2 separate regions of the Mus musculus genome follow, and region 1 is linked to region 2. A link is a loop called in an ENCODE intact Hi-C map of the cell type or tissue named here. Cell type or tissue: gastrocnemius. All regions are shown on one strand. Each heading gives the region's core, and the rest is flanking DNA. Links, peaks and the distances in the headings are about the cores only.

Region 1 (15,628 bases), core at 7,629-15,628, 430 kb before region 2:
CACCACATTCTACTACCTGGTCCCCATAGGCTTGTTCAAACACCTGAGTCTGTGGGGGCCATAGCATAATGCAAAGTACATTTAGTCCAACTTCAAAAGTCCTACACTCTATAGCACCCTCAACAATGTTAGAATTCCAAAGTTCAAAATATCTTCTGAGATTTATCCAATCACTTAACTGTAATAATCATCTACAAAATGAAAACCAAGAAAGCAGATCACGTAACTCCAACATCACAGGATATACATTACCATTCCAAAACTTCAAAGTGAAGAATTACTGGACCAAAATAAGACCCCAAACCAGCTGGTACAACCCCTTCATGCCTTCAAAACCAGCACCACCTGGGTGATTCTTTCACATTACCAAGTACAGCTGCGGCATGAGATATAACCTTGGCTGTCTAATACACAGCTTCTTTGTGCTCTCAGAAAACACTTCCCAGAAGATTTCACATCTTAATCATTGCTAATCTCTAAGCCCCAGCTAACCACTATTAAATGTCCCAGTAGTCCCTTCTATTCTGGATTTTAAAGCCAGAGCCACATAGCCAGAGCCACACATGCTGAGTTCTGTTGCTTGATGTGCCTGGAACATGGCCACCCTTGTTCTATTACATTATCAAGAGATTTCTCTTCTCCAACTTGTTCACCACTTAAGCTTGGTTGTCCTGCAACTTGCTCTGTAGATACACCTTGAACTCAGAGATCTGCATGGCTCTGTCATCTAAATGCTGGGATTAAAAGCATGTACCAACATGTCTAGACTTAAGTATATATATATATATATATATATACACATATATACATGTATATATACCTTATATATAATATATATTCTTTATATATAACTGTATTCTATTTACATGTAATTTTATAATCTATGTATATTCTATTAATGTGTAAATTATGTATACATATATTGTATTTTGATGGCATTTATCTTATAATCTTTTCTAACTCTCAATCCTGATGATCACCTCATCTTTAATCCACTGCTATGTTTTGTCTATTTTTTTGACCTTTTGTTATTGACTAAAGTATAGCAATAATTAGGCTTGCTAAAGGTAATCTGTCATCCATGTTAATAGCTTAGGAATACTGTCAGGAATTAGACAATTGCTTCATATTTAAATGTTTTTATTAGATATTTTCTTTATTTACATATCAAATGTTAGCCCCTTTCCTGGTTTCCCCTCTGAAAAGCCCCCTCCCCTCCTCTCTCCCCCTGCTCACCAACCCACCCACTCCTGCTTCCTGGCCCTGGCATTATACTACATCGGGGCATAAAGCCTTCACAGGACCAAGGGCCTTTCCTCCCATTGATGACCAACTAGGCCATCCTCTGCTACATATGGAGCTGGAATCATGAGTCCCACCATGTGTAATCTTTGGTTAGTGGTTTAGTTCCTGAGTGCTCTAGGGGTACTGGTTAGTTCATATTGTTGTTCCTCCTATGGGGCTGAAAACCCCTTCAGCTCCTTGGGTTCTTTCTCTAGCTCCTTCATTGGGGACCCTGTGCCCATTACATTACATTATCAAGAGATAATCAAGTCCAATGGATGGCTGTGAGCATCCACTTCTGTATTTGTCAGGGACTGGCAGAGCCTCTTAGGAGACAGCTGTATCAGGCTCCTGTCAGCAAGCACTTTTTGGCATCCACAATAGTGTCTGGGTTTGGTGATTGTATATGGGATGGATCCCCAGGTGGGGCAGTCTCTGGATGGTCATTTCTTCAGCTCCACACTTTGTCTCTGTAACTCTTTCTGTGGGTATTTTGTTCCCCCTTCTAAGAAAGATCAAATTATCCACGCTTTGATCTTCCTTCTTCTTGAGTTTCATGTGGATTGTGAATTTTATCTTGGGTATTCCGAACTTCTGGCTAATATCCACTTATCAGTGAGTGCATATCATGTGTGTTCTTTTGTGATTAGGTTACCTCACTCAGGATGACTTTCCACAGAAATGCTGAAATTTATATTACTGAAATATAAATTAAAAACTTTCTTTTATACCAGTAAGAAAGGGGAAAAAAAGAAACTTAACATAATTATTGGAGATACTTGTAGTTTTTGGGTTTTGTTTTTACTGACAGTAAATATTTATTTATTTACTGAATGATTTCTCTATTAACTTAAAAAAAAAAACAGTGTTTGTTTCTCCTGAGCAAAGTTTAAAGTCACAGATGAGATGGAAAGGAAAAGTGAAAACTTTCCGAAGTCTAGAATTTGTGGATTTGATCTTTGTTCTTATTTTTGTTTCTTTCCTCTGTAGTTCTTAGAGAAATTTGAGTTATATTCAAAAGGTGAATAGTTCTTACTTAGGAAAAGATGTCTTTTTTGGCTAATTATTTTAATCTACTTCTTTAAGTCCATCTTCAGTTTTTAGGCAGTGTTCACCATCTTGAATGCTGTGATCCTCAGGTTTCCATAACATTTTCTTTACCTAGAACTTGCTCTGCAGCAGGCTAGCCTTGAACTCAGATATCTGCTTGGCTTTGTCTCCAAGGCAAGTACTAACATGCCTGAATTAAAGCTTTTCATGGCCACTATTCTTCAAGATATGGATCAAAAGCCTGTGCCCTTCCAGCCTCAAAAGTTAGATCACAGGTATGTCCCCTATTTCTGGACAAATTCATCTGGAAAGGCCAAAAAACCAAAACAAACAAACAAACAAACAAAAACAGAATAGTGAGAACAATTCTTAACAATAAAAGAGCAGCTGGGAGAATCACCATGCCTGACCTCAAGCTGTACTACAGAGCAATGGTGATAAAAAACTGCATGGTACTGGTACAGAGACAGACACATTGATCAATGGAATAGAATTGAAGACCTAGAAATAAAGCCACACGCTTACGGTCACTTGATCTTTGACAAAGACACCAAAAATATACAATGGAAAAATAAAGCATCTTTAGTAAATGGTGCTGGTCTAACTGGCTCTTTCCTTGTCTTTGAAGAATTGTATTGGGATTTTGATGGGGATTGCATTGAATCTGTAGATTGCCTTTGGTAGGATGGCCATCTTTACTATGTTATTTCTGCCAATCCATGAGCATGGGAGATCTCTCCATTTTCTGAGATCTTTGATTTCTTTCTTGAGAGACTTGAAGTTATTATCATACAGGCCATTCACTTACTTGGTCAGAGTTACCCCAAGATATTTTATATTATTTGTGGCTATTGTGAAGGGAATTGTTTCCCTAATTTCTTTCTCAGCTCATTTATCCGTTGTATAAAGGAAGGCTACTAATTTATTTGAGTTAATTTTATATCTGGCCACTTTGCTGAAGTTTTTTATCCATCTGTAGGGTATTTTCTTGATTAGTGGTCAATAGGGCAGAGTGGTCCAGGGGGCTAAGCCCATTGTGGGTAGTGCCATCTCTGGGCTGCTTTCTTACTGTTGTGTTTTTGTAGAAAGCTATTTTGTTCTCAGAATGTGACATCTATCTGTATCCTGGTAACTCTTTCTACCTGATGTCCATGTGAATGTTTCAACTATGTGTTAATTAGTGTCAATATATTTATATCTACCCGCTTACAATTATGTTTCTTTTTTACCTATTATAAAGGAAAGCCTTCATTAAAAACAAATTGTTTCATTCAAAAAAGTCTTATTAATAATATGCCTTTAATTATTGTTTAGGCATTGGATATTTAATATGAATGTCAATATGTATAGAGTCTGTCTACCATTTTATGACTACAATCCTATTTATTTCCTTGTATTATTTCATCTTATTTTTTTCCTCTTTTTGGTGTTTTTTTGTGGGGGATTTTTACTGTTTAATCTTTTACAGTTTTGCTGTAGTGTGAACAGTTAGCATTAGATGTACCTAGCTGTCCAATTCCAGGTTTGCAACCAGTGTTCATTTCTATACTTGCAACATGGCAAAGCAGACCACCAGATGTCGTTTATTTCCCTGGACTGACACTGCTTTCCTGCAATGACTCCTCTCCCACCCTGGACTGACACTGCGTTCAAGTTGACCCTGTCCTCCAAGTTGTGGTAAGTTCCACTCCAGCCTTTGATCCTAGGATTTTGACTATTTTAGATTCTTCATGTAAGTGTTTAGTGTTTGTCTTCTCATCACTAGGTTTTTGTTTGTTTTGGTTTCCTAACCTAATATGTTCTCTATATTCATCCATGTTGTGACATGGGTTGAATAGTATCCCACCATGTACTGTGTTTTAGCAATGTTTGAATTTTTGTTGATTTCTTTTAGTGACAGTCCACCGAATTAAAGCACAGTATTGTATTACTTTCTCATTCTTCTATAAGTCTGTTTCACCTCCATAAGTTAGTTGTACATGGTTTATTGCTAGATAGTCCCTGCCCTAGCTCCTCTAGGTTGTGGTTAACTATTTGTACCCACACTGAAAACATTTTCATAAATATAATAACTGTTTTTTTAAATGTATGTTTAAAATTCACATTTATTCAGTACACACACATGTGCAGGCATATGTGTGTATGTTCCTGTGTGTGCATGCCTGTGTATATATGCCTATATGTATGAAGATTCAGAGTCCTTATTGAGAGTCTTCCTTGATAATCTGATTTTTATATATACTGAGGCAGTTGCTCTCTCTCTCTCTCTGTCTCTCTCTGTCTCTCTCTCTCTCTCTCTCACTCTCTCGCTCTCCCCCCCCCCCCCCCCAGCAACCCAGCACCTGAAGAATCCAGCTAGCCTGGCTACCAGCCTGTTTGGAGATCCTCTGTCTCCAGAGTGCCAAGATTAAAGATGGCTGCCACATATGCCCCAGTCTTTATATATGAGCTGGGTATTCAAACTCTGGCTGTCTTAGTTAGGATTACTGTTGTTGCAATGAGACACCATGACCAAAAAGCAAGTTAGGGAGGAAAGGGTTTATTGAAATTAGTCTTTCACATTGTAGTAGATCATTGAAGGAAGCCCTGACAGAATCTCAAACAGGGCATAAGCTAGAGGCAGGCACTGATGCAGAGGTTGTGGAGGGGTGCTGTTTACTGCTTTCTTCCTATGATTTGCTTAGCCTGCTTTCTTTTAGAACCCAGGACCACCAGACCAGGTATGGCCTGACCTGCATAAGCTGGCCCCTCCCGCATCAATCACTAATCAAGAAAATGCCTGCAGCTGGATCTTACAGAAACATTTTCTCAACTGAGTTTCCTTCCTTTCCCATGACTCTTGCTTGTGTCAACTTGACATGAAGCTATCCATCACACTGGTCTTCTCAGGTGTGCAACCAAAACTGACTGCTGAGATATCTCCCTGTCCTCATGGTTATATGGATTGCCTAAGCACTGTCTTATATGCTGTGTTTTGTAGCTTCATGTCTTTTGTTGTTGTTTTGGCAGAAAATTGAGAGAAAGGTCACAAACTCCAGTCAAACCGTGGCTGCAGAGTAGTAGTATTTGGGACTGTACTGGCTAGTTTTGTGTCAACTTGACACAGCTGGGGTTATCACAGAGAAAGGAGCTTCAGTTGAGGAAATGCCTCCATGAGATCCAACTCTAAGGCATTTTCTCAATTAGTGATCAAGGGGGAAGGGCCCCTTGTGGGTGGGACCATCCCAGGGCTGGTAGGTAGTCTTGGGTTCTATAAGAGAGCAGGCTGAGCAAGCCAGGGGAGGCAAGCCAGTAAAGAACATCCCTCCATGGCCTCTGCATCAGCTCCTGCTTCCTGACCTGCTTGAGTTCCAGTCCTGACTTCCTTTGGTGATGAACAGCAGTGTGGAAGTGTAAGCCGAATAAACCCTTTCCTCCCCAACTGCTTCTTGGTCATGATGTTTGTGCAGGAATAGAAACCCTGACTAAGACAAATTGGTACCAGGAGTGGGGTATTCCTGTGACAACCTGACCATGTTTTGGGGAGGTCTGTGGAAGGACTTTGGAACTTTGGTCTTGAAGATCCATTCATTGTTAAGAGCTCTGTGGGATGTTGTGTAGGAGCTTGGAAGATAATGTTGAGAACAGTGCAGAAGATGGAGGTCTGGCTTGTGAAATTTCAGAGGGAAAATTAAAGACTCTTTTCAGGGCCATTGTTGTTTTGATTGTGAAGATTCTGTAGTTCTGGTTAGCTGGGGCTGAAGAATCAGCTGTGATAAACAAGATACCAGAACTACTAAAGCAAAAACTTTGCATTACTGGGACTATTGATGCTGGTTAGCTGGAGCTAAGAAATTGGCGGTCATTAAGAAGAGACCAGCATCATTGAAGTGACATCTTCTGGTAAGTGTTTTCTGAGAGCACAGTGGCTGTGTTCCAGATATAGCCAAAGTTGTACCTTGTGCTGTGGCTGGACTTGGTAATGTGTAAGGGTCACCCAGGTGGTACTGGTTTTGAAGGCATGAAGGAGTTGAGCAGAGCAGCTGAGGCTTGGCACTGTGAGAGGCCATGGAAGGCCATTGGTGAAAGTGCAGCCTCAGTTGCAATTGATGGCCCAGGACTGAAGGGGTCATGCAGTGTTTTGGAGATGCCAGTACCATGAGATGACCACCAAGAGCAGCAGCAGCAGTGGAGTACAGGCATCTGGAGCCTAGAGGATGACGCATGTGCTACAAATGGCATGGCTGGAGAAGTGACCCAAGCCCTTGGAGGAGCCCAGAAGATCGTAAGTTGGATCCCAGACATTGGACGGTTGGAGATTGACTTTTGCTTTTGATTGTGGCTGTGCCCTGATATTTTCCCTCTTGAAGGAAGAAACTGTTTTAGTGGAGCCCACAGTTAAGAGACTTTAATTGTAAAAAGACTTTGGATTTTAAAAGAGATGGATATTTTAAAGAGATTGAAATTTTAAGAATATGTAAAGACTGTGGGACTTTTAAAGTTAGTTAGATCTTGGGGATGAATAAGAATGTAAGGGTTGAGGCTTACTAGTGATGTGTTTGTGTGTCAAGTTGACAAGGGGTCAATTGTACTGGCTAGTTTTGTGTCAACATGACACAGCTGGGGTTATCACAGAGAAAGGAGCTTCAGTTGAGGAAATGCCTCCATGAGATCCAACTCTAAGGCATTTTCTCAATTAGTGATCAAGGGGGAAGGGCCCCTTGTGGGTGGGACCATCCCAGGGCTGGTAGGTAGTCTTGGGTTCTATAAGAGAGCAGGCTGAGCAAGCCAGGGGAGGCAAGCCAGTAAAGAACATCCCTCCATGGCCTCTGCATCAGCTCCTGCTTCCTGACCTGCTTGAGTTCCAGTCCTGACTTCCTTTGGTGATGAACAGCAGTATGGAAGTGTAAGCCGAATAAACCCTTTCCTCCCCAACTGCTTCTTGGTCATGATGTTTGTGCAGGAATAGAAACCCTGACTAAGACAGGGACCAATCCTTCAACACTCATCTTCCAATGGCACACTTTGCTTTGTTTTGTTGTGTTTTGAGACATGGTCTCATTCTGTAGTCATGGCATTTTAAGAACACACTATGTAGACCAAGCTGGTCTTAAACACACAGATATCCACCTGTCTCTACCTCCTGAGTGCTAGGATGAAAGGCATGCACCAAATGCATCTCCAGCGGCCTATCTGGAAGTGTGGCAGTTCTATGGCTCAGTTCTCAATGCATATGGTAGCACATTCAACATCAGACTCAGCTTGCTGATGAGCCCTGGAGTTATAAATAATCTTGTAGCCTCTGTCTGCGAGATCTGTACTGTCTTTTGAGTTTTGTAGGTTTCCTTTCCTCCTCTTAGCAGGTTTCTAGCCAGGACTGGAGACTATTAACTTCACTGCTCTATGTGCATCTCAATTGCAAAAGGACACAGAGAAAAAAGGATCAACAGGGGTTCATTACACTCTATAGAGACTCCAAATTCTTATACCTAAGGGGACAGTTCTCATTTCTTGGAGAAATAAATTCCCGAGTATCTAGTGGCATTCTCACTTCAAACACTGGATTTCGTAAGGTCTGGTCAGGGACCCAGGGAAGGAATGAGAAAATCTAAGAGAAAGAAAGGCTAGGGAATCCTTCTTCAGTCTTCACACTTCATCTGCAGCTCTGTGGTCAGCCCTCATGCCCTCTTGTAAGACTTGGGCTGACTAAGTCTACATCAGTAGAAACTGGGGAAAAATCAATAAGCTTTAGATTCTTATTTTTCTCTAACCCACCTCTTTTTGTTCACTTTTCAGATACTTCTGATTGATTTTTTTGCCATCTTAAAGTTTAATGTTATTTATCATTGTCCTGTGAATGGATGGGAGATGGGGAGAGAGTGTGCACACTTGTACACGATATGGCATGCAGGGAGGCCAGAGGAAACATTGAGAATTTGTTCTCCTTATGACTTTAGGTGGGATCCAGAAATTGTAGTAGGTCACCAGGGTGCACTGAAAGTGTTTCACCTACTGAATTGTTTCACCAGCCCTCAAAGTGATTTTTTTCTATGCATGTCTCCAGATGGTATAGCTCTGATGAGGATAGTGTCTCTGTTAGGGTTTCTATTAGTGAGATAAAACACCATGAGATAAAACAGCAAATTGAGAAGGAAAGGGTTTATTCAGTCTTACAATTCTCAGGTCCATTGTCCAGGGAGTACAAGCCAGGAATCTGGGCACAGGAACTGAAGCAGAGCCATGGAAAAGTGCTGCTTACTGGTTTCCTATTTATGGCTTATTTACCCTGCTTACTCATAGCATCCAGGGCCACCAGCCCAGGGGTGACACTGTACACAGTGAGCTGTGACCCCCCACATTGATCATGAATCAAGACAATGTACCACAGGCTTGTCCATAGTCCAATCTAGTGGGGGCTCTCTCTCTGCCAATGTTCCTTCTTCCAAACTGATTTAGCTTGTATTAAGCTGGCATAAAACAAACCAGTAGTCAGGACTGTGGGCATTTATTTTATATTACTTGAGGTATTGACCTTGGAATAACATGAATGTTGAGAACTTTCTCTCTGAGAACTGTCTGGGAGACCATATAGGGTCCATAAGGAAAGGTCTGCAGTGTGTCCTAGAAGGGTGCCATCCATACTCAAATGGTGATGCTTTCTTATACCGAAATAAAGCATGGTTACCATTGTATTTGTTCAATGTATGTGAAGCAATAGACAAGATACATGGCCTCCTCATCTAGATGGTGCAGCCAGAAAACGTGGCTTTGCTTTCATTCTGCTGAGCCTAGCTGCTCAGCCAAAGTCTTGCAAACACAGGAATTTTGTCTTGATTATTCCTCTTGTTTTAGTTGATATGCAAGGCATAAATATTAATAACAGTTTGTCCCAAATGCATACCTGTCATCTCACTGGACCTAGCTATGGAAAAGAAGACATTCTATAAACATGGACTGGCTATTTCTGCTTTCATATTTGTACAAGTCTGAGGCACTGTAAAGCCAAATGCTTGGGAGCTCAGTTATCTTGGAACAAGATAAACCTGGCTGCACTGGCCAGAAGAGGTTTCTGAGTCTATGATCTCTGAGAGAGGCTAACAAGAAACCCAGGAAGCCTGGCCAGAGCCAGGGCACAGTGGTTCAACAAGTGTGGGTTCCTCCCCACTGCGATCCCACAGTGGTCCTTCCCACAAAAACTTCCTCCAGGGATAATTTATGCTCTTTGGTTCCTCTTTAGCTTTGAGATTTCCAGCCAGGATGCTGGTTAGTGCCAAAGCCAAAGTGGTTTTTATGATGTGGTTCTTCTGCGAAGGAGGATCAGAAGAGCAATTCACACAGACACCAATGGGTCAGATGTCAGTGGATAACCCACTCTGCCTGTGGACCTCATTTGGTTCTCAGGGGATGTGACTCATGATGTGGGAGCCAGTTCATGAGGTGCTGCCTTCACTGCTCACATGATGAGCCACCCTGTTCCATCAGGAAAGGTGGTGTTCAAAGGGCATAAACAGCCACATCAACTCAAACCCTGTTTCAGCTATAGACCAAGTCATGAGCATCAAATTCACTTTGTTAATCAAAACGACGACCCAGCCCTTAAACACATCATCTTGTTACTAAGGAAGACTTCCCCTAAGACCACTCGGCCAATCAGTGTCCATACAGGATACCACTCTCAGCAGGCAAATGACATGCAAAGCTATGGCATCTGTTGTATTCTTGCTGCTTGTCAACAAATGGGTGCCCTTATGCCCCACACTCTGCTTCATAATTGCTGCCTCTCTAGGTTGTAGACAACTACAAACCCATTCTTTGTCTTAATTGGACTAATGATCTGGGACAAATTAGTCTCTACTTGCAGAGACTCGGGTAAGGTCTCTAGCCAAGGAAACAAGGAGATATCGTAATTAGTTCTATCCCATTCCTAAATCTGAATCCTGTAAAGAGTGTTCCAGCCAAGAGGAGGGCTCTGTCCTCTCTGTTATATACAATTTGGAAGAACTTGACTCAAATTTTTGACCCTCTGAGTGTTGATGTATTTTTTTTTTCTGGCACTAGTGACTTGTGATGTGACTTTCGCTTATGGTAGTGAGTAGGAAAGAAAGCACAACTCTCACCCAGCCCCTTAGACACAAGGGGAATGACCACCATTCTATATTGGACCTTTCGAAGCTTGGACACAGGATGAGCTCACTAAATTCATTTGTGAGTCGTGATATTTTCTGCCAACAACAGATACCATGCATGTTGTTCACCTGCAGGTCTAGAAACATATACCTAGTTCATGCCTTCAAGTGGGTCCTGTAGGGACCCAGGAGATCATATGTTCTGTCTCACCTTCTATATTTCTCCTCTATAGAATTGATGAATAAACATGCAGCAAAATTTCTTTACAGAAGGGCTTTAGATGGAGTTTCAATCACTCGTATCGAACAAAATAAAATCCTATTTATCTGAATGCATATACACACACAAACGTATGATAAATTCATATATATAGTGCAAAACAGGCATGCGTGCATGAATGTTGGACAGCCCATGGAGCTATTTCTGTTGATTCTGTTCAGGCTACTTGGGAACTCTCAGGGAAATGTGTGCTAAGCACACGGCAGAGGTCTGGAGTATTGCTCTGTGTCTGTTCCAGGAACCCAGACCCTAAAACCACAGATGCCGCTTCATTCCACTGCCTGTCAAGCTTGCTTGGCACTGAGAGCAGAAAGGCTCAATTTCTATCAGCCTGATCCACACAGCAAGTTCTACCCATCAGCACCTCTTCTGGTCACTGTAGAGAAGGAGGTTCTGAGCTCCGTGGTCATTCCCAGACTTGGGCATTCCTTCCAGGGGTTTCTGTGTCACTAGGTCCTTTTCAGGGGAAAAGCCCTTCAGGAAAATTCTGAGCCCGTTGAACATAAACCTGTTGGAGTTCTTCACAGGCATGTGGTAACGAATTTGGGTCCAGAACCTGGAACTGGCGTGGACCGACTTCAAGCCTTTCCATGTGACTGTGGGGAGAACCCGCAGAGCCTTTTTGACAAGGTAAGGAAGAGATTCTGGCTCTTGGAAGGAACAGAACTTAATTAAAATCAACTTCAGTGTCTGATCAACCAAGGCAAGATTCACTGCTGCTTGTAGCTCAAAGACACGGGGTCCATTGAGGTAGCTGGGACTCAGGATAAATATTCCTCTTCGGCTTTTCTTAATGATGCTCACAATGTCATCTGCATACACTGGAAACAAATAAATCAATGACTTTCAACTGATAGAAAATCTGAGTCACAACAAGTTTGAACCTTCCAGAGATGCCTGGAGGGTTTCTTCTAACTTGGATACTCTTGGGCAAAGACATAAGGAGAAAGGACCCGCCCACACTCTGAGCTGTTGAAGATATGTGCTAATGCCTACCAACTGTTCCTGTCTCCTGCCACCTTTAATCACCACCTAAACAACCCAAATCACGTCGGAATATGACTGGGGGTCTGGTATATCTCAAGCTACTTGTGGAAGTATGGGGGCAGGGAAGGCTAGCAGGCCATTTGAGGCTTGGATGGGTCATGTGTGACATCCATCTTAGAGGCCTGCTATGCCTCCTGCTGGAGCAGAGTTCTAGAAGCCAGAAAGGCGATCTGTTCAAGATGAAGGTGGTTATTTCCCAGGCAGAATCCAGGGAAATCCTAGGTGGTTTTCCCAGGGCCGTTTATTATTTATTATTTCCCTGAAAATAGATATTTTTAGAAGACAGAGCATGTCTCTGGAGCACAGTTTTCTCTGTTCTCGTCCAAGATGACCTAGCTCATGAAAAGAAATGTAAACACAGAAGGCATGTATCATAATGAAGGCACGACAGATGACGCTCTGGGCTCCAGGGGGTTACTCTTTGTGTTCTAATTGGTTCCTTGGCAGGCAAGACCTACCTCCTCCTGGGGTCACATCTCGGTCAAGCAAACACAATCTGTACCCATAGGTGTCTTCTAGCACTTCCGGGAAAAGATTCAGAGCCAGGTGTTCCTCACTCAGAGATCCCACGGCGTCAGTCTCAGGAGAGCTCCAATTCGAGTAGGATACAAATGCATCGAATTCCTTCTTATCTAAGGAAAGGGAACAACAAACAAAACCAAAGTCCTTTTTAGTAACTATCATGATATATACAGATGCTTGGAGCGTATGCTAAATGGAAAAGAAATAAGATTTGGGATCCTTACAAAAAGGAATTAAAAGCAAAGCCAGCAGATGCATCCATTTTAAAATCACACCACGGAGTGGTTTTGATTGTCCCTATGAAACCCAATGATTAGCGTATGAAGTACCCCTGTGTCTCTGCAGGGGACAGATCAAACAGCTGGGGCCTCCCGTGATTGAATCTTGTGTGCTCGGGAGGGCATCATTCTTTGTATCTGCAGTGTTTCTAGCTCATTAGTCACACATCAAAGAGGAGTCTGCTCCGTTAAAGCGTGATAATAACCAGAAATCAAGTGCTGTTAAGATCTGGATCCAGTACCCATCGGGAGATAGTGGCACACTTTTAGCCATGCAACAGCATTGGATGGTTCAGTTAACAGTGGGTGCATTGCAGTGGAGGTCCTATAAGTTAACAACACACAGGTGACTCCTATTGCCCATGGCTGCTGTAGTCCTCACGGCACTACAGCCCATAATATTTCTCCCATGTGCAGTAATGCTGGTATGGTCCTCTATGTGCACAATATGCAGAAGCATATCTCTCCGGCCATGGCCCGTATATAGCACGTGACTATATCACCGGCTCTCCATTTGTTGCACTTGGCTTGCCATGGCTGTGGAACACACTACCGCTTCTAAACACTGTTTGCCCTACAACACCATCAGCAGCCTCACGTACCTGGCAGTTAACAAGTCTCACAATTGGATAAATGTTCTCTTCTGCTTAACTGGGTGTTGGTTGTTTTGCTCATCACAACCTGGGAGTAGTTGGGCTTTATCTATGTATTTGCATATATAGTACCCACTGTGTAGTGATAGGCTTATATACACACACTCTCCAGAGAGTCCACAGCCTACTGTGTCGTAGTTTATACTGTCTAGGTTTATACAAGCCCACTATATTTTGTTTCTACAAAGAAAAGTAGCCTAAGGGTACATGTATCTGAATGTACCCTTGTCATGAAGGGCTGTGTCAAGTGACGACAGTACTTGTATCTCCTTGTGAGGTGAGATCAGTCGAGTTCCCCTTGCAGGAATGGTTGCATGAGGTAGCAAATATGCCAGACCAGAGTCTCTGGCTCTCACACAGCCCTCCCCTTATATTTGAGAAGCTACATTTATAGAAGTAGTCTTAGGACACTGTACAGGTCTCTTGTACTTCTGTTGATAATATTATCAGGAAGATTTGTTGGGATATGCTGAAATAAAAAAACTACCTCGAAGAGACAGAAAACTCACACATTAACTCACACGTTTTGGGATGGAGCAGCTGTAGTTTATATTTCAGGTCATTCCATAACCTCCATCTACAGTGTTGTTAGATGTAACTAGTGTCTCAGGCCACAAGTAGTGTCTCAGGCCGTTCAGCAGTGTGCTTGCTAAAAGAGATGCCCAGAGGATTGGCTACCATCCACAAATAAAACAGGAGGCTCAGAGCCCCCAAAGCTATAGAAGCTAGTTTGTGAGGTACTCGACTGCCCATATAGAAAGGAGGAGACTCTGAGGTGTGGCCTGTAGGTAAGTGCTGGTGTGTTTAATGATGAGACCTTGAGATAAGAGTAAAGAAGAAGTTCCAGAGAGGAGGATAGTAGGACACGCCAGTACGCAGAAAGGGTTAAAAAGTGAGATTGACTTTACTGAGGAGGGGGAAGGGTAAAAGGAAGGGTGGATGAATATCAATAGAAATGATTTTAAAAGCAAAATAAAAATAAAAATGTGTAACACACCATATCTACCTCTGACCCTCCCAGGGTTTTGTAAAAACCCCAGAGTTTTCTATAAATCAAAAGATAAAACAGAGGAATGGATACAGAAAATGTGGTACATCTACACAATGGAGTACTACTCAGCTATTAAAAAGAATGAATTTATGAAATTCCTAGGCAAATGGATGGACCTGGAGGGCATCATCCTGAGTGAGGTAACACATTCACAAAGGAACTCACACAATATGTACTCACTGATAAGTGGATATTAGCCCCAAACCTAGGATTCCCAAGATATAAGGTACAATTTGCTAAACACATGAAACTCAAGAAGAATGAAGACTGAAGTGTGGACACTATGCCCCTCCTTAGAATTGGCAACAAAACACCCATGGAAGGAGTTACAGAGACAAAGTTTGGAGCTGAGATGAAAGGATGGACCATGTAGAGACTGCCATATCCAGGGATCCACCCCATAATCAGCATCCAAACGCTAACACCATTGCATACCCTAGCAAGATTTTATTGAAAGGACCCAGATGTAGCTATCTCTTCTGAGACTATGCCGGAGCCTAGCAAACACAGAAGTGGATGCTCACAGTCAGCTAATGGATGGATCACAGGGCTCCCAATGGAGGAGCTAGAGAAAGAACCCAAGGAGCTAACGGGATCTGCAACCCTATAGGTGGAACAACATTATGAACTAACCAGTACCCCGGAGCTCTTGACTCTAGCTGCATATGTATCAAAAGATGGCCTAATCGGCCATCACTGGAAAGAGAGGCCCATTGGACACGTAAACTCTGTATGCCCCAGTACAGGGGAATGCCAGGGCCAAAAAGGGGGAGTGGGTGTGTAGGGGAGTGGGGGTGGGTGGGTATGGGGGACTTTTGGTATAGCATTGGAAATGTAAATAAGCTAAATACCTAATAAAAAATGGAAAACAAAACAAAACAAAAAAAAGATAAACTTATTTAGCAATGAATTTACAGAGTGTGGTGTTAGAGGACCTACACATGTCCTCCTAGTGTTATTTCTTTCTAAATGAAGTTTAGACATTCACAATGAACTCTTGGGCTTTCATTTTGTAAATAAATATCCGTTTGACCAGCAGAGGGCGCTGAATCACTGTGCTCCAGAACCCAGTTCTGAGCAAATCACCAAGAAGTGAAATCACATGAGACAAAATTAAATGATCCCTATCAACTGACTCTGCTTTGTTAAACTCTAGAATCTTAGGGGGGGGGGGGTTCAGTGAATTTGTTCCATACAAATATAAAAGGCTAATTAAACAAACAAAAATTCTGAAAACACTGTTGGCTTATATGGAACTCAAAGGATGTTATCAATAATCGATCTAAAATAAGATGAAATGCATGTATTTCTCTAGTTTTCTTAGCTTGGTTCAGGTGTGTGTGTGTGTGTGTGTGTGT
Region 2 (8,000 bases), core at 1-8,000:
ACCAAAGTGTGGACACTTTGCCCCTTCTTAGAATTGGGAACAAAACACCCATGGAAGGAGTTACAGAGACAAAATTTGGAGCTGTGATGAAAGGATGGACCATCTAGTGATTGCCATATCCAGGGATCCATCCCATAATCAGCTTCCAAACGCTGACACCATTGCACACACTAGCAAGATTTTGCTGAAAAGACCCAGATATAGCTGTCTCTTGTGAGACTAGGCCGGGGCCTAGCAAACACAGAAGTGTATGCTCACAGTCAGCTATTGGATGGATCACAGGGCCCCCAATGGAGGAGCTAGAGAAAGTACCCAAGGAGCTAAAGGGAACTGCAACCCTATAGGTGGAACAACAATATGAACTAACCAGTACCCCGGAGCTCTTGACTCTAGCTGCGTATGTATCAAAAGATGGCCTAGTCAGCCATCACTGGAAAGAGAGGCCCATTGGACTTGCAAACTTTATATGTCCCAGTACAGGGGAACGCCAGGGCCAAAAGGGGGGAGTGGGTGGGTAGAGGAGTGGGGGGTGGGTATGGGGACTTTTGGTATAGCATTGGGAAATGTAAATGAGGAAAATACCTAATAAAAAAAATAAATCTTTTAAAATAAAAAACTAAAACGGACTCTGAAGCCAGAACTTGATGAATGAGCATAAGAACTCTAAAACCTGCATCATTAGAAACAAGCATATGAGAAGGTATGTCCACATCAGTTTCCCGGGCACACAGACCAAAATCTACAGCCAAACTTGACCCCAGCCCCGAGTTTCTGAAGTACACTATATCTCTATCACTCCTTGGAGGCTTTTCTTGTGGTAAACAGTAGAAATAAGACCTTCGGAGAGAGTCAGTGTTGACATGAAATGCACACCCACCAGGCAGAGTAGATGCTCAGTACATGGGCAGCCCTTCCCTCCCATGAGCTTCAGAAAGGATCGCTACAGTTCACTAATGTGCCTTCACTGGACACCCACTACGGACCATCCAACAAGTCTGTTGGCCAGACGTCCTGCATCAGCAGGGGTAAAAACAGAAACCCCTTTTCATCATACCATTGGTGAATATACCAGCTACTCTAATCACGGGGAACTATCTGCAGTCGCTGCTGGCTCTGTTTGACAAAGAGAGTCTTATAGGAATTCTGAGTAGCTGCTAAATATTGAGAACGAGAATTAAGTTGAATGTACTAAAGGTGCCAGCCAACTCTGTGGACCCCCTTCCTACAGTTAATAACTATTACCAAATTATTTTCCCCGTAACATTTAGGTTTTTGTGGGTCTAACTTTCAGGAAATAAAGTATCATTGCTCTCAAAGAATGGCAATACTGCCAAACAATACTTGAAGACAAAGGTCCCTTCGGTGGTCATGTCAGGCCCCTACATAGTGTGGTTCGTGGGCCTCACTCAGGCACTGTGCACCCAAAAGCATAATGTGGTCAGCTGGCACAGGTCCCAAACCCTCTGATGGTTTCAGGCACCACCATGGGTTCGTGGGCCACACAATTCTTGTAGATCCTTACCCAATGATGCTGGTATTGTCTCCAGGGGAGAAATGATCACAGGGATGGGTTCCGTGGTTGTTCCTGAGAAGATAGAACGGAAAAGAGATTGCATGAGGAGGTCGCCTTGGTTTCCAGTACAGATTCAGATTTGCTTATTTAGCTAATTAAGTGGCCCTGCCCCCATGGGAGCAGACATTGTGAGATTCCGCCTCTGTCTGGCAAAGGAAATGGGCCTCTCCATGAAACTGAGCATCTTAAGCCAATGCTTTTCCCGGCAGAGGCATTCCCGGACGAGGCCATGGTTACACATTCTTCTGGCAGATGGTCTTCGTTATCTGCTCTGCGTTGAACAATTAGCTATTCCTCTCCCGGGCTTCCTGAATGCACACTTATGGTCTCCACAGCATGTTTTGCCCTCCCTCAAGATTAAAGAGCCATGTCTTCAAGAGCAGGCGGGGGGGGGGGGGGGGGGGGGAGCAAGGGGGGGGTCGGAAAGTGGGTTAGAGAGCCATCTGTGTGGAAGACCAATCCCATACTGGGAACTAAATTCAGTGACACACCTTGGTCACTGATGTCATATTAACTCCTTAGGGAGGTTGGAGTGGACCTCCAAAGGATTCGAACCAGCTTGAAGAAACTGGGCACCTGAAGTGGAGCAAAGGAGCCAGCTGGGGAGTGAGAAGAGGGTTGGGAGCCATCCCTCAACTGGACCCATTTTTCTTGTTCTTGTTTCTACTACTAAAAAAGCAAGCACTTAAGTTACCATGTAAGCACCAGATGAGACCAGGGTGTGCCTACACCACGGCCTTGAAGGTAAAGTGCTTGGGAAATATAGATTACAGCACCTCAGCTCCCAAGCGCCTATTTATCAGATCTGCATAGGACCTTAGAGTCTCCTGTGCAGGTACTACTGGAGTCTGAGGGCGGGGGGTGGGGGGGGCGGGGGGCGGGGGGGGGGGCGCTACAGTCAGACTGCGCATGTGAGGAGCACTCAGATCTTCCTTCCCTGTGTGAGGAGCACTAGGATTGTGTGTGTGATGAATCCTCAGGTAACTCTACTGTGTCTGGTTCAGGACCCACTTTTTTTAAATTATCTCGTGTGCAACTCATCAAATTTGATTTGATTTATTGACTGATTGATTTTATTTTATTTTATTTTACTTACTCACTTTACATCGAACTTACTGCCCTGATCCCGGTCACCCCCTCCCACAACCCCTCCCCCTCCCCCCAGCCCCTTTTCCTCTGAGCAGGTGCTGCCCCGCCCCTTGGTATCCCCCACCCCCACCCCACCCTGGCACTTCAAGTCTCTGCAAAGCTAGGTGCTTCCTCTCCCACTGAGGCCAGACAGGGCAGCCCCATTTAAGAACCACTGTGTGGCCCTAGTTTCACAACTCGGTACAATACGCAGGTCTGCCGCCCCCTAGTGTTTCTGTGCAGTATCACACAGACGAGTGGTGAAGCCCGTTCTCAGACACCACCCTGAACTGAGCAAGAAGATGTGAGCCTGTTCTCTTCTCACAGGACAGGAAAACAAATATAGGCCAGAGGCTTCGGTTCAGGCAGGATAGTGACACGAATGAGTCTCTGGGGCTCACATATTTGATTCTATTTTCCCTTCACCTCGCTTCCTCTCCAGCATGTAAGAGTTGGGGGTAAACGACTACATTAAACGACTGTTCAATACTGGCCAGCTCTGCCTATCACGTTCTTTTCACGTATAATCTGTCCTGGCATAGGCCGAGCATCGTTTCTCTGGGTTTGCAAAATCTGAGTTACTCTAAGACCTGAAACTTGTTAAGCAACAATATAATGCTGTGCGTGGGAAATTCCATACTGTAAGACTTTGTTTGAATGCACAGAATTAATTAAAATACTGTGATAGTCGACCTGGTGGCAGTCATGAGTTACCTCTGCATGGAAGAGCTACAGTACGTTCTCTAGTTAGAAGCCAGCTTATAGCCACTGGACCAAGTATAGCCCAAGACCCCGTCTCAAAAAAAGATGTAAACAAAATATCACATCAAACTATCTTTGGGTTATGTGTAAAAAATATATATGAAGCATACACTAATTTCATGTTTAAACTTGTGCCTATATCCAAGATTTCATTATGCTGGTGAAAATATGCCAATTCTTGGAAAAAAATCAAGATTTTGAAGGTTTCTGTTGTCAAACTCTCAGGCAGGTAGTAGTCAGCCTGTACAAAGAGCCACAATTGGCACTCTGCTCAGCGCTCTGGTCAAAAACCTAGTAAAATGGTGGTTCTCACCCTTCCTAAAGCTGTGACCCTTTAATACAGGTCCTCATGTGGACATTTTATGTCAGCCATAAAGTTATTTAGTTGCTACTTTATAACTGTAAATTACTACTGTTACGAATTATATAGGAAATACCTGACATGAAGGATAGGTGACCTCCCAAACAGGTCGTGAGCCACAGGTTTAGAACCACTGCAGTAAACTCTCAGTCCCTCCGAAGTATATTTTAAGGCTTGACAAGAGTGTCCGTACCAGCTCAGAGCTCATGAACCTTCCATTTCCCAGGACGCCTTAGTTTGTACCCCCTCTAGTGGTGAGTTTTAGCATTGCAACCTTCAAATACCTGCTTTCATCCCTTTCCTGACCAAGAATTAACTCTCCTTCTCTTAGAACTCCCTGCCTTATACGTCTTAAAGTATCTTGTTCGTGGTTTAGTAACATCTAGAATAGTTGATAAACATGTTTTTCTTTTTCCTTCATGCCAAAGACATTCGAGGATTTTTAGGTGATCCTGAATTTATTATCAAGCTGCTTCTAGAACCAAGCAAGACAGGTACCTCGGTGGTATGTATTTACCTTTGACCCGGAGTTCAATATTCCTAGTGATGTTGTATTCCTGGCCATTGTAGGTAAATGTCATAACACATCTGTAATAGCCTGCATCGTCCATGGACGTGTTGGATATCAATAGGCGTGTGGGGTCTCCTGCACTCAGAAATTCCTTATTGCCTTTATCCAAGAGTATGGCGCCCTAGAGGGGAGATGCATCTGAGAGTTACATTATAGAATAACATCGCTCTTGAACATTGAGTGTTGTTGTCAATCGATGTGGAATCTACAACCCAAGAGATTCCCTGGCATATACTTACTTTGGCCATTTTGTCTTTGTGGCGCATTTTTAGCTGTATTGTTAGAGAAATGACCAATTTTTCCCCCTTAGGGTGGAATCTTGTCATGTAGCCCACACTAGACTTAAACTCTTGATTCTCCTGCCTAAGCCTCCTGGCTTCTAGGGTGACATGGGTGTGCCCCCCTGCTCCATTTAGAAAAAAAAAAGAATACATTTTTTTAAAGATTAAGTTATTTTAAACCATTTAAGTACAAATATACTTAAGATCTAACTGCCTTCTTCTGACTATGAGCAGTATCAAGAACAATCACTACTAGGGGAATATAAGGGCCAGGAATCGGGAGTAGGTGGGTTGGAGAAGGGTCAGGGAGGGTATAAGGGACGTTTGGGATAGCATTTGAATTGTAAATGAAGAAAATATCTAATGAAAAATTGTTTTAAAAAAAAGAAAAAAGAAAAGAAAATCACTACTAAACAGCCAGGAAGACATGAAAACCTAGGGCTGGAAGAGACCATGTTGGAGGAATTTATCTAAAAATTATTTCAATTTAGGACTTACTACAGGAAAGGAAATTTTGTAAATAGAAAAATAGGAGAGATGGGGTCCATCTTCTCATAAAGACATAGAGTCCTAGAGGTTCTTGACAAAACAGAGCCCTCGGGAGCAAGGCCTCCAGGGAAAATGGAAGGAGTAGGCCAGGTAAAAACATCTTGAGTGTTCCATAGCCTCAGTACACGAGAACCCTGCGCATGGTATTTTGTACCTGTAATCTCAGCACTTGAGAAGCTGAGACAGGAGGACTGTGAGCTTGAGGCCAGACTCAACTACATGGAGAAACCCTGTCAACGGTGGGGGAAGGGGTGATAAGGAAGAAAAGAGGAAAGGAGGGAGGGGTGGAAAGGAAAGAGGGTGGGGAGGAGGGATTGGGGGGGAAGGGAGAGGGGTGGGAAGGAGGAGGAAGGAGTGGGGAGAAGGGAGGGGTGGGAAGGAGGGGTTGGTTGGGAAGGAGGGATTAGGTGGAAAGGAGAGAGGGAGTGGAGGAGATAAAATGTGGTCAGAGGCCAGAGAGATGGCTCAGATGGCTCTGTTCTTCCAGAGATCCTGAGTTCAAATCCCAGCAACCACATGGTGGCTCACAACCATCTGTAATGAGATCAGATGCCCTCTTCTGGTGTGTCTGAAGACAGCTACAGTGTACTTACATATAATAAAGAAATAAATCTTTAAAAGAAAAAAAAATGTGATCAGAGATCAAGGCTTTCAGAGACTGCCATGGCCCTTCTTCAAAATATACTTAATTAAAGGGGGGAAATCTCACAGCTCCTAGCCTGAGTAGACAAATATGAATGCAGGGCACATTATGACAGTTGCTCTATAAACGTAGACTTTGAGTCAGTTTCTTCTGTCCCTGTCCTCTGGAGAGGGGAGAAGTGAGCAGCCCCTGCCCCTGAGGTGAGAACAGGGGGAGCAGAGTAAGTACTTAGCAATGCTCAGGGGGACTGTGGGAGGCGCGGCTATTGTTAACATCCCATGCCAGCCCCATTGATTAAGCATGGTGCAGGGGCTGCATGCACAGTACTCCATCCCTAGCCTTCAAAACAGTTCCAGGAAGCCGGGCATCCTGCTCACGGCAGCAACAGCTACAAGACAGGAAGCAAATGCAACAAACTAAAAGAAGGAAGGTTTCTAACCCAGACACATTGTTTCCAGATCTATGTTTCATCCTCTGCAGGGGAGTTCTGTATGTGTCCTCTGCCTGCTCTTTCTAAACCAAGAGAAGGCTCTCTGTGGTTCCCCAGGCTTATCCATAGGCACAAACTACTTTCAGGAAGGCATTTTAAAGTTTCCAGCATTGCATTGCTACGGTGTATATAAATATGTGCACATACATATGTGCATGTGTGTGTGTACACATCTTGATGTTAATACTGACGATCAGCTGGTTGACCTATTGATTAAAGGACGAACTCTTATCAATGACTAAAGGAATACAAGCCTTCTCAGCATCTCTCTATAGTCTGCATCAGGGGTGGGCAAGTCCTTACAGATAAGAGCCAGATGGGACATAGTTTATTGCCCACATAGACCACACGGTCTCTGTCTTACTACACAGTGGAACAGACAAAGAAAATACGTAAACGGAAACCCCGATACAAATGTGCTTATGGACATGGGAGTGTGAGCCTTAGTCAATGGTCACATGCACTTGAGTATTCTTTTCATTTTTTTTCAAGCATTTAAAACCTGAAAACTCTCCATACTTGATGAGTTACAGAGACAGATGATAGCTCTAGGCTATAATTTGCAGCCTGCGTTGTAAACAACAATGTCTCCTAAAAAAAGCAATGACCTCACAGAGAAGCCATAAAATATTTGCTACTTTTCTTAAGGATACAAAGGAGAAACTGCAACAGTATTTATTCCTGCAACCCAAAAGTTGCCTTGTGCTTTAAAAATAAAAAAGATATCTTAAACATGGATATAAAATTTTTGTAAAAAATTAACAGGGTTGTTTTGAGCAGTTTTTCCTAGTTATTTTTAGGCAAGTGACACTCAAAAAGCTCTTTAGCAGCTATTGACTCTGAAATCATTTCACACTCTGCCTGCATGACCCTTATCCAAACCATAAAATACTAATCTAATCATCGCCATTTTAATTAATCTTATATTTCTAAATACATAATTATCTATGTGTCTACACAAATATATTGTCTTCAAATAGATTTTTACATATGTGTTCTACAACCATTGAGATATTTTTGTGGCATATGCATTTTGAAAGCATTACCTTATACCACTGTATCTTTCCATCAGCGTTGCTGGAGATGAATTCTTTCAGGTCAGGGCACACTAGTAACCCGGTGGTGGAGAGAGCTGAGATTTGCAAGTAGGAGACATGAGGCAGAGATGCTTCAGTATTCTTAAAGACCTTGAGTTCCACAGACATTTGCTCACAGTGGGATGCGTTTCTAATTGTTTGTTAAGAAAAAGGAAAAAGGCAATGATTGGAAAGACAGAAATACAAAACCAAATGAACGTAAGAACAGCTTCCTGCCCCCGCCATACCCAGTCTGCCCTGCCTTGAAGAGTGCGGCTTACCTCCTGCGAGTTTTTAACTTCTTGTGATACAAAACCATCACGCCTGACTGCTATCTACAAGCTGTGTGCCCTGTGCCTTTCATGAAGGACCACTGCAGAAGCTTCATTCCCGAGCCCAGGGCACTGAGATTCCCCCTAAGAATGCTTTACCAACTGATTTCTAGTTTCAGAAGACTGCTGAGAACTTTGTGTTTGGACTCTTAAAAAAAAAAATTTTTTTTAATTAAAAAAAAACACGAACAAAACTATATAGCAGGAACTTGGAGAAAACAACTAATTTGGAAA

The links. Peaks named below come from ENCODE experiments on the same cell type or tissue, not always from the same donor. Only the 100,000 strongest peaks of a DNase experiment are listed, where the experiment ranks them.
Region 1: it touches region 2 in a loop (11-fold over the local background); 31 of 42 quality-filtered maps call a loop at or near these places.

What each region holds. Positions count from the first base shown.
Region 1 is chr1:40,544,537-40,560,164 of GRCm38, reverse strand. Il18rap (interleukin 18 receptor accessory protein) reads right to left here. Exons shown (of 13, transcript NM_010553.4): 12 at 12,225-12,398; 13 at 8,460-11,540. The coding sequence ends at 11,077. Among named protein-coding and RNA genes, the nearest start is that of Slc9a4, 28 kb to the left of the region's middle. In gastrocnemius, for the core only: a CTCF peak has its summit at 15,306 (motif pointing right); DNase peaks (open chromatin) are centred at 11,876, 12,224 and 15,308.
Region 2 is chr1:40,111,540-40,119,539 of GRCm38, reverse strand. Il1r2 (interleukin 1 receptor, type II) reads right to left here. Exons shown (of 9, transcript NM_010555.5): 4 at 7,405-7,585; 5 at 4,342-4,516; 6 at 1,523-1,585. Among named protein-coding and RNA genes, the nearest start is that of Gm16894, 30 kb to the right of the region's middle. In gastrocnemius, for the core only: CTCF peaks have their summits at 2,942 (motif pointing left) and 4,077; DNase peaks (open chromatin) are centred at 1,475, 1,704, 2,924 and 4,053.